2 separate regions of the Mus musculus genome follow, and region 2 is linked to region 1. The links are chromatin loops, found by intact Hi-C in ENCODE. Cell type or tissue: gastrocnemius. All regions are shown on one strand. Links, peaks and the distances in the headings refer to the core of each region. The heading gives the core; the rest is flanking DNA. Region 1 overlaps Ros1 (Ros1 proto-oncogene). Region 2 overlaps Ros1 (Ros1 proto-oncogene).

Region 1 (4,398 bases), core at 331-4,330:
AAGTAAAACATACAGATCCTCCTTTGCCCCAGAAGTGAATGTCTCGTACACTCCAACACACTGATATAGTTTCTCTTTTCAGGTCTGTCACAGCAAGAGTCTACTCTCTAATATCAATTGCAGTGTTAGTTTGGGTTTCTATTAAAACCCCAAAACACTGATTAAAAAAAAAAAAAAAAAAAAAAAAAAAAAAAAAAACAGTGACCAAAAGTATTTTGGGGAAGAACTGGTTTATTTTGCCTCACAGTTACAGTCGACCACAAAGCAGAAACAGGGTAGGAACTCAAGGCATGAACTGAAGCTTAAAAGTGCTGCTTACTGACTTGCTCCCCTTGGCTTACTCACTCTGCTTTCTTATACAACCCAGGACCATTCACCCAGGGGTGGCATCAGCCACAGTAGGCTGGTCCCTCCCACATCAATCATTAATCAAGAAAATGCTGCCACAAACCAATCTAATGAACGCAGTTCTTCAATTGAGATTCCTCTTCCTAGTGATTCTAGTTTGTATCAAGTTAACAATAACTAACCAGTACCCCTTACGTGTTTAGTCATGACCATATTTCCCTTCGAAGAAAATGTGGACTCAACAAGAGCAGGGGTCATTGTTTTGATCACTAAAGAGTTGTAAATGTTGCCAGGCACACAGTTAAGAGCTCAATGACCAAATGGAATACCAAAGGATTCAATATCTTTCGTTGCTTAAAACAAAAATAAATGAAACCAAAGCTTCAGAATAATGTCCTTATGTCACAAGTGACATACACATGCCTACCTCCATAAGGATGAGTCCTGTAACTGGGACTTGGTGGGGAATAAAGATGCAGTTGGGCTGTGAAGATCCAAACCACTCGAAAAATATATTCTGTGAATGGATGCAGGGGTTCCACCGTGTATGAGAGCTTGGACACGGTCTAGAGCCAGATAAGATAAAAGTCAACATGTGTCCAATCACCATGTCCCACTGGGACATGGTGTTCAGGTTAACTTGAGGAAGACAGGTGTGTCATTGGAGATGGGGCTGCCCAGATCCTTCTGGGTGTGAAACGGACCAGGAGCTGAGCTTTCAAACATCAGTTGGCATTATGCACACCATCTTCCCCTTCCTCAAAATGGGCAAGCTAAGGTTTCAGTCATTCACCACTTAACCTAAGGACTTGCATATTACCATGTTACTATATTTGGTATCTTGGGTGAATTTTTCTCTGAACTTGCTCATGCTTTCCTGAAAGTGACCATCCTGAAAGGTTGCCATACCCTACATTTCTAACACACTCCTGTGAGAATCGCCCTCCTGCCTAGCTGGAATCCCTTCTAAAGGCAGGGCAGATAGTGATCAATAGCATAAGTGGCTCTATGATGCTCTGCTGAAGGAATTATAGTTATAGAATAGACACTTTTTCTAGAATAGCAGAAATTAAGTTTCACTTAATCCAACCACAATTCTTGATCTGTGCTGGAATACATTAATTTCAATAAGTCATTTCCTTTATCCACAGGAGATATTTCCCCAATCCCCCAATGGAAGCTTGCAACTCCAGATAGTACCAAACCCTACATACAGGCACCATAATAGAAGTATTGTGACAGTCAATTTAATAACCTTCACAGTGGTGGTCTAATCAATGCCAAAAGATGACTGACTTTCTAATGTGGTAGAGCAAGATGACCTGATATTTCATTATGCACATTATCATGTGACTTAAGACTTCAGTCTTATTTTAGTGGTGGTGGAGGCATTGGTGGGTTTTAGTTTGTTGTTGTAGTAGTTCACTTGCTTGCTTGCATTGCCTTTGGTTTTGTTTGTTTATTTGTTTGTTTGTTTTTTGTTTTTACGCGGTGTTTAATTTGAAGTTCAGCCTAGCCTGAAACTTTCTACGTAGCCCAGATTGGCCTCAAACTCATAACCTTCAGCCCACCAAGTGACGGGTTTATATGCCTATTCCACCACAACTGTCTTCAATCTTTTAATTTTTTTCAAATAATTTTCCATTTAAACATTTTAAGATATAGTTAAGCACAGGCAACTGATGTTTTGCAAACCAAAACCGCAGGTGAGGAAGGCATGATATTTTGAAGCTTTGAATAATTTAAGGACAAAATGTCTTTGTTTAGATAAGGAAGTAGCTCTGCATACCTCCGTGAAAGTCCAGCTTCCTGGAAGTTGGGCATATTTCCATTGAATTATGTATTTGACTCCAGAGATGTTGGCAGGGTTCCAGCGTAATGTCACACCATGACTTCCAATGGAAGATGCAAAGGGTGCTGTAGGAAGTTCTGTGCTTTCTGGGAGGGAAACAGCATTTCAGTCACTATTCGCTCCTGTGGATGGGTGTGCCTGTTCTGTCCAGGTCTCGCCTGCTCAATAACACACTTGAGCAATAAGTTATATTCAAGGTAGTCTTTCTCTTTTTATCACAGGCATGCAACAGTGTTCTGAGACTGACCAGTCTCCTTTTTGGGGCCCCATTTACTTACAGACAGACCTAGGTGTGTGGACAATTAAACACCCTTTACCTAGTCTTGACACATCATTCAAGCCATATTGCACAGATTGGAAGCAGATGAGAAATTTAAGCAAAAAGTTGATTATCTTATATTCTGGAAATTTTATGTAACTAAGTTGCTAATATAATTATAAAATATTTTAATAAGTTGTGAATCAGATTTACACCTTTTTCAGTTCTGACATTCTTGATTTTAGTAAATTGTTCATAGTTCTTTGAAACAAATGCATTATCTAACCATTTGATCTATTAAACATTGTGATTCCAGAACTGTGTGTGTCCTAACAACTTAGCAGATTCTTGAAACAGTGGCACATTTGCCAGGACTGGTGACTCATAGCTATAATCTCAGCACTCAGGAAGTTCAGTCAGGCTGAAGATTGCAAGTCTAAGGCCCAGCTACACAATAAGTTTCAGACCAGCCTAAGCTACAGGTGAGTCTTCTCTTAGAACAAACAACAAGGCAGCAAAAAGAGCTTGCCAACATGGCATAGAGGGTAAGGCCGCTTGCTGCTGAGTCTGACCAGCCTAGTTCAGTTCACAGCACATGAACAATGAAAGGAAAGAACCAGCTCCTACAAGTTGTTCTCTACTCTCCACAAGCATGCTAGGGCACGAACACACACACAACACAGGGACTGAAGAGGTGGCTCAGTGGTTAGGAACACTTGATAATCTTGCAGAGGACCTGAGTTCAGTTCCCAGCACCCAAATCTAATGGCTCACAGCTAGATGTTATCTCCAACACCAGAGGATCTGATCTTCTGGTCTCCATGGGCACTTTTATTCATGTGCACAAACTCACACATAATTAAATATAACAAATCTTTTTAAAACTAAAAAATGTAATTTAGAAAGTTTAAATAGCATACATTTTAAAGGGCCAAGTTACGTATTTACTTCAACCTTAAATAAAAGTTACTGGATGTTAATGACAATCATTTGCCCCTTGAACACTTCATAACTTCTGATGTGGTAATCTAATTAAGTATTGTCATAATTGAGTCTTGTCTTTCACTTAGTTTTTTATAAAACTTTTTGTTACATTAGATAGCACCCAAAGTCTCAACCTTATTAACTATGACATCATAGAAAGAGTACAGTGGGATCTACTGTTATGCCATGAACCATGCCTGAGGAGCAGTACCAACAGCATTCAGTAGATGGTCACTCACCATGTATCCTCAGGACTAGAACTTTCCTGCAACCCCAGCTTCTGTGTACCATTTGGAAATCAGGAATACAGATTTTATCTATAGCTAACCTTCACAACAAAGATGAAAAAGAAATGCCCCGCTCTACCCCTTTACAGAAATGCAGGGTATCATTATCTCTTTCATTTATGAGACACTAAAGGGCAGAGTATATTGGGACAGCAAGCAACACTCTCCTCCCAATTCCCAACAGCCAGTGGGGTAAACACAAGCCTCTGAGAGAAAAATGACAGCTTATGGAACATCCAGGCTTGACTTACCAAACATCTGGCCCTTCAGACATCATTGGAGAATCAGTGCATTTGGACAAAGCCATTTATTTACACACACACACACACACACACACACACACACACACACACACACACATACAAACACAAGCCTCCCACCCATTCCAAATCCAGCCCTGGGAGGCATAGCTTCTATACACTCACAAATTCCTACTGCCTTTTCTGAGTTACATGGTAAGTTCTTCATTGAATAACTATTAACTGAACAATGTATTTCCTATTAAATAAAATATCCTAAACCCTTCAGCTCATCAAAATGGCAGTCTTCCTTGAGAGTAAGTCTGTTTGGGATGTAATGCCCTCATTAGGATAACAGGGATTGGGCTGGGCATGTAGCTCATCATTAGAGTGCTTGTCCAGCATGCACAAAAACCTTCAATTTGATCC
Region 2 (4,398 bases), core at 279-4,278, 71 kb before region 1:
ATAAGCACTCACTGATAAGTGGATATTAGCACAGAAACTTAGAGTACGCAAGATACAATTTGCAAAACACAAGAAAATCAAGAAGAGGGAAAACCAACGGGTGGATACTTCATTCCTCCTTAGAATAGGGAACAAAATACTCATGAAAGGAGTTACAGAGACAAAGTTTGGAGCTATGACAAAAGGATAGACTATCCAAAGACTACCCCACCCGGGGATCCATCCCATAATCAGCCACCAAACCCAGACACTATTGCATATGCGAGAAAGATTTTGCTGAAGGGACCCTGGTATAGCTGTCTCATATGAGGCTATGCCAGTGCCTGGCAAATACAGAAGTGGATGCTCACAGTCATCTTTTGGATGGAACACAGGACCCCCAATGGAGAAGCTAGAGAAAGCACACAAGGAGCTGAAGGGGTTTGCAACCCTATAGGTGGAACAACAATATGAACTAACCAGTACCCCCAGAGCTTGTATCTGTAGCTGCACATAGCTGAAGATGGCATAGTTGGCCATCATTGGGAAGAGAGGCCCCTTGGTATTGCAAACTTTATATGCCCCAGTACAGGAGAATGCCAGGGCCAAGAAGTGGGAGTAGTGGGTGTAGGGGAGCAGGGCGGGGGGAGGGTATAGGGAACTTTCGGGATAGCATTTGAAATGTATATAAAGAAAATTTCTAATAAAAAGAAGTTTTAAAATAAAATAAAATAAAAAGAAACATCTTGGTCCTTTCAGAATATGATCTTGAATATGCCCAGGACAGGTAGGTAGAGAGAGGGAGGGAGGTACCGGAGAGGGAGAGAGGATGGACAGGGGAAAGGAGGGAGCAGGATCAGCATGGGAAGAAACAGGAGAAATGTCCAGAGGGTCAGGAGGATGAAAAGACATATGTAACAGAAGAGGATGGAGAATGGGGGAGGGTTGTGGAGTGGGGAACCTCTCGAAAGTCCCAGACAACAGGGAAGCAAGTGGTTCCCAGGACCCAACGGGAATGACATTAGCTGAGAGACCACCTCTAGTAGATAGGCATGGCCCCAAGTTGAGGGATAGGGCCACCCACCCATCTCAAAAATTTTAACCCAGAATTGTCCCTGTCTAAAGGAAACACAGGGACAAAACTGAAGCAGAGACCACCCCACCTTGGGATCCATCCCATCTGCAGACACCAAACCCAGATACTATTGCTGATACCAAGAAGTACTCGCATACTAGAGCCGGGCATGGCTGACCTCTGAGAGGCTCTGCAAGCATCTCACTAAGAGAGATGACGATATTTACAACCAACCATCGGACTGAACCTGGGGACCCCAACATAAGAGTGAGGGGAAGAATTGAAGGAGCTAAAGAGAATTGAAAACCCATAGAAAAAATGCTATCAACTAACCAGACCCCCCAGAGCTCCCAGGGGCTAAACTACCAATCAAAGAGTATACATGGATGGGTCTATGGCTCCAGCTACATAGCAGAGGATGGCCTTATCTGGCATCAGTGGGAGGGAAAGCCCTTGGTCCTGTAGAGGCTTGATGCCCCAGCATTGGGGGATGCTAGAGGAGTGAGGTAGGTAGGTGGGTGGGGGAGCACCCTCTTAGAGGCAACAGGGAGGGGGATGGGATGGGGAATTTGTAGAGGGAAGACCTGGAAGGGGGACAACATTTAAAGTGTAAATAAATAAAATAACCAATTAATTTTTAAAAAGTGCCCAGGACACTCAATACCTTCATCACATAGAGCTGTCCACCAGATAGTTTAGTGATGAGCAGAGAAAGCTTGGCACTTGGAAATTCACCCTGTCTTAGAGGAGTCTCAGGAATGGGAGCCAGGTATGACATAACCAGCTGATAGCGGACTGACTCTTTTGGTCCGTTTGGCTTATGGGATTCTGTCCAGAATACATGGAGACTGGTGTCCGACAACACAGTTGCGTTGATATGACAAACTGCCCCAGGCACTGAAATAAATAGCATCGAAGGATAAGGAACATTGCAACAGTGCTAGGTGGTGGAAAGAGGCAAGAGAGTCAGTTGAGGAACAGTGCTGTCATGTGAAGAGAACGAGTTACAGAGGTCCAAAGGAAAGTTGGCCACTTACATAATGGGAAGTGAGCAGGCTGCCTGAAAAGATGTTGTCTATTTTTGCCTAATGACCAAATCATTCTCTGACCCCAGCTCAAGTCTACAGGCAGTGATGAACTATGAAATTTGAGACGGCTTTGTGACAACCATCAAAAACAGCTGAAAGAAATGATTTCCAGCCTTTGGATTCTCATTCTACTATTTCCAAGACTGTAAGGCTGCATTAGTTTAAGCCCAAGGGCACTGGGCATATTTCACATTATATCTTGTTTTTCCTATCCTGCCACATGTGCAGAAACCTCTGGTTACATGGGAGGAGAGTGACACTGCCTGGCAGGACCAAAGCATGTGCTCCTTGGTCCATCTACATTTTGATGTCTTCCCTTCTAGTTACATTGTGCTTTGCTGGACTCTATTCTGTCAAGAGTGCAAGCCAGAATCAAGTCTCTCAAGTGTTTCCCCAGAGTTAACAGCTCTTATTGAGGGGCTGGCAAGATGGCTCAGCGGGTAAGAGCACTGACTGTTCTTCTGAAGGGTCTGACTTCAAATCCCAGCAACCACATGGTGGCTCACCACCACCTGTAATGAGATCTGATGTCCTCTTCTGGAGCGTCTGAAGACAGCTACAGTATACTTATGTATAATAATAAATAAATCTTTGGGCCAAAGCAAGCAGGGACTAAGTGAGTGGGGCCAACCAGAGCGAGCAGGGTTGACCAGAGTGAGCAGAGGTCCTAAAATTCAATTTCCAACAACCACGTGAAGGCTCACAACCATCTGTGCAAGCTACAGTGTACTCATATACATAAAATAAGTAAATAAATCTTTTTTAAAAACAAAAAACAGTTCTTACTGAACTTTAATGTTTCACCCCCATAATGGTGATTACTTAGCATTCAGATAAAAAATAGAGACATGGGCATCACACATAGAATTCCACACTAGAAACCCACAGCAGCCCATAGCTCACCTCCACTTTTAGTTTGTCCTTGAATCTCTTTTCCAAGAGGTAAATGTTCTAAAGGCTCTGAATAATAGTTCTTCACAGCTATCTGAATCATGTACATTGAAAATGGCTGCAGACCTTCAATCCGGGCTACATTCTCCTGTGATTCCTGTCATTGAATTTTTCATTAAGTATTTGATTCTTGTATTTCATACAAACCACTGTTAGTGATACTACTGTCTTAATCTAACAGACTTGACTTGTTTACAGTCTCCATGAATTAGCGACAGATGATTAGCAGGCAACCCTCCTCAGCAAATGTGGAATGTCTCACCACACAAGGCAGTGAGATCCCGAAGAGAGACAGCACTTCATTCTCATTGCCTCACAATGTGGGACTGTCAGTTTGCAAACTTGTGTGAACATAATGAAAGATCAAATAAATGCTGTTAAATATCCTCAGAAATCAAGTCTAATGGACTGAACAACATCCTGGGGGCTCTGTTTCTCAATGCTGCCTGTGCTTTCATGCAAACTTTATATGCCCCAGTACAGGGGAATGCCAGAGCCAAAAAGTGGGAGTGGGTGGGTAGGGGAATGGGGGGGAGGGTATGGGGGACTTTTGGGATAGCATTGGAAATGTAAATGAGGAAAATACCTAATAAAAATATTTAAAAACAAAACTCCAAGAAGGTTTCTGAACATGTGCTTTGGTGCCACTCTTGGCAATCCTGACTGGGTGGTCTTGTGTGAAGCCAAGGCTAAGAGTACCTGACTTTCACTTGTCTTAATCATTTTACAGACAGGAAACTATAGTTGGTCTAATACCAAAAGTGTCCTGCACTATAACATAGCTTATTCAGCATAGTGTACACTTTATGATAACACACAGTGTCTGTTGCCCAAAGCTGATGATTAATTACCATTCTTTAAATTGGTTAAATAAAACAATTACAAAGAAAAATATTGAACACAGATGAGTCTGTTACCCTAATGACCAAATGGCAACCAAACATACTGGTATTGAAGTGAATAGAGGCAACTCATCCACCCAAGAAATAACTACATCTAGGCACGGTGATATATGCCTGTAATGTCATATATTACACCAGAGGCAAGATATCCCACAGTAAACACAAGACCAACCTGGCCTATGGGGCTAGTTTCCTGCCAGTTCGGACTATAGAGTAAAATGATGTCTCAGAGAGACAGAGAAAAACAATAAGTGCACTGTCTACTGCATGTCTACTATTCCACACATCTAGGAAAACAATGACAGATAACAAGCAGATGGAGTCCATAGAGTACATATCACAACACAGAACAAGTATACAAAAATATAATTTATATTTTATATTAGATAAATGTTATAAAAGG

What was found. Peaks named below come from ENCODE experiments on the same cell type or tissue, not always from the same donor. Only the 100,000 strongest peaks of a DNase experiment are listed, where the experiment ranks them.
Region 2: it touches region 1 in a loop (3.0-fold over the local background); 2 of 42 quality-filtered maps call a loop at or near these places.

The regions. Positions count from the first base shown.
Region 1 is chr10:52,167,828-52,172,225 of GRCm38, forward strand. It overlaps Ros1 (Ros1 proto-oncogene), which reads right to left. Exons shown (of 44, transcript NM_011282.2): 6 at 2,138-2,286; 7 at 776-914. Among named protein-coding and RNA genes, the nearest start is that of Ros1, 25 kb to the right of the region's middle. In gastrocnemius, for the core only: no CTCF peak of the experiment used is centred there; a DNase peak (open chromatin) is centred at 2,233.
Region 2 is chr10:52,096,952-52,101,349 of GRCm38, forward strand. Ros1 (Ros1 proto-oncogene) reads right to left here. Exons shown (of 44, transcript NM_011282.2): 29 at 3,046-3,190; 30 at 1,719-1,951. Among named protein-coding and RNA genes, the nearest start is that of Vgll2, 77 kb to the left of the region's middle. In gastrocnemius, for the core only: a CTCF peak has its summit at 2,378; no DNase peak of the experiment used is centred there; H3K27ac peaks cover 314 bases.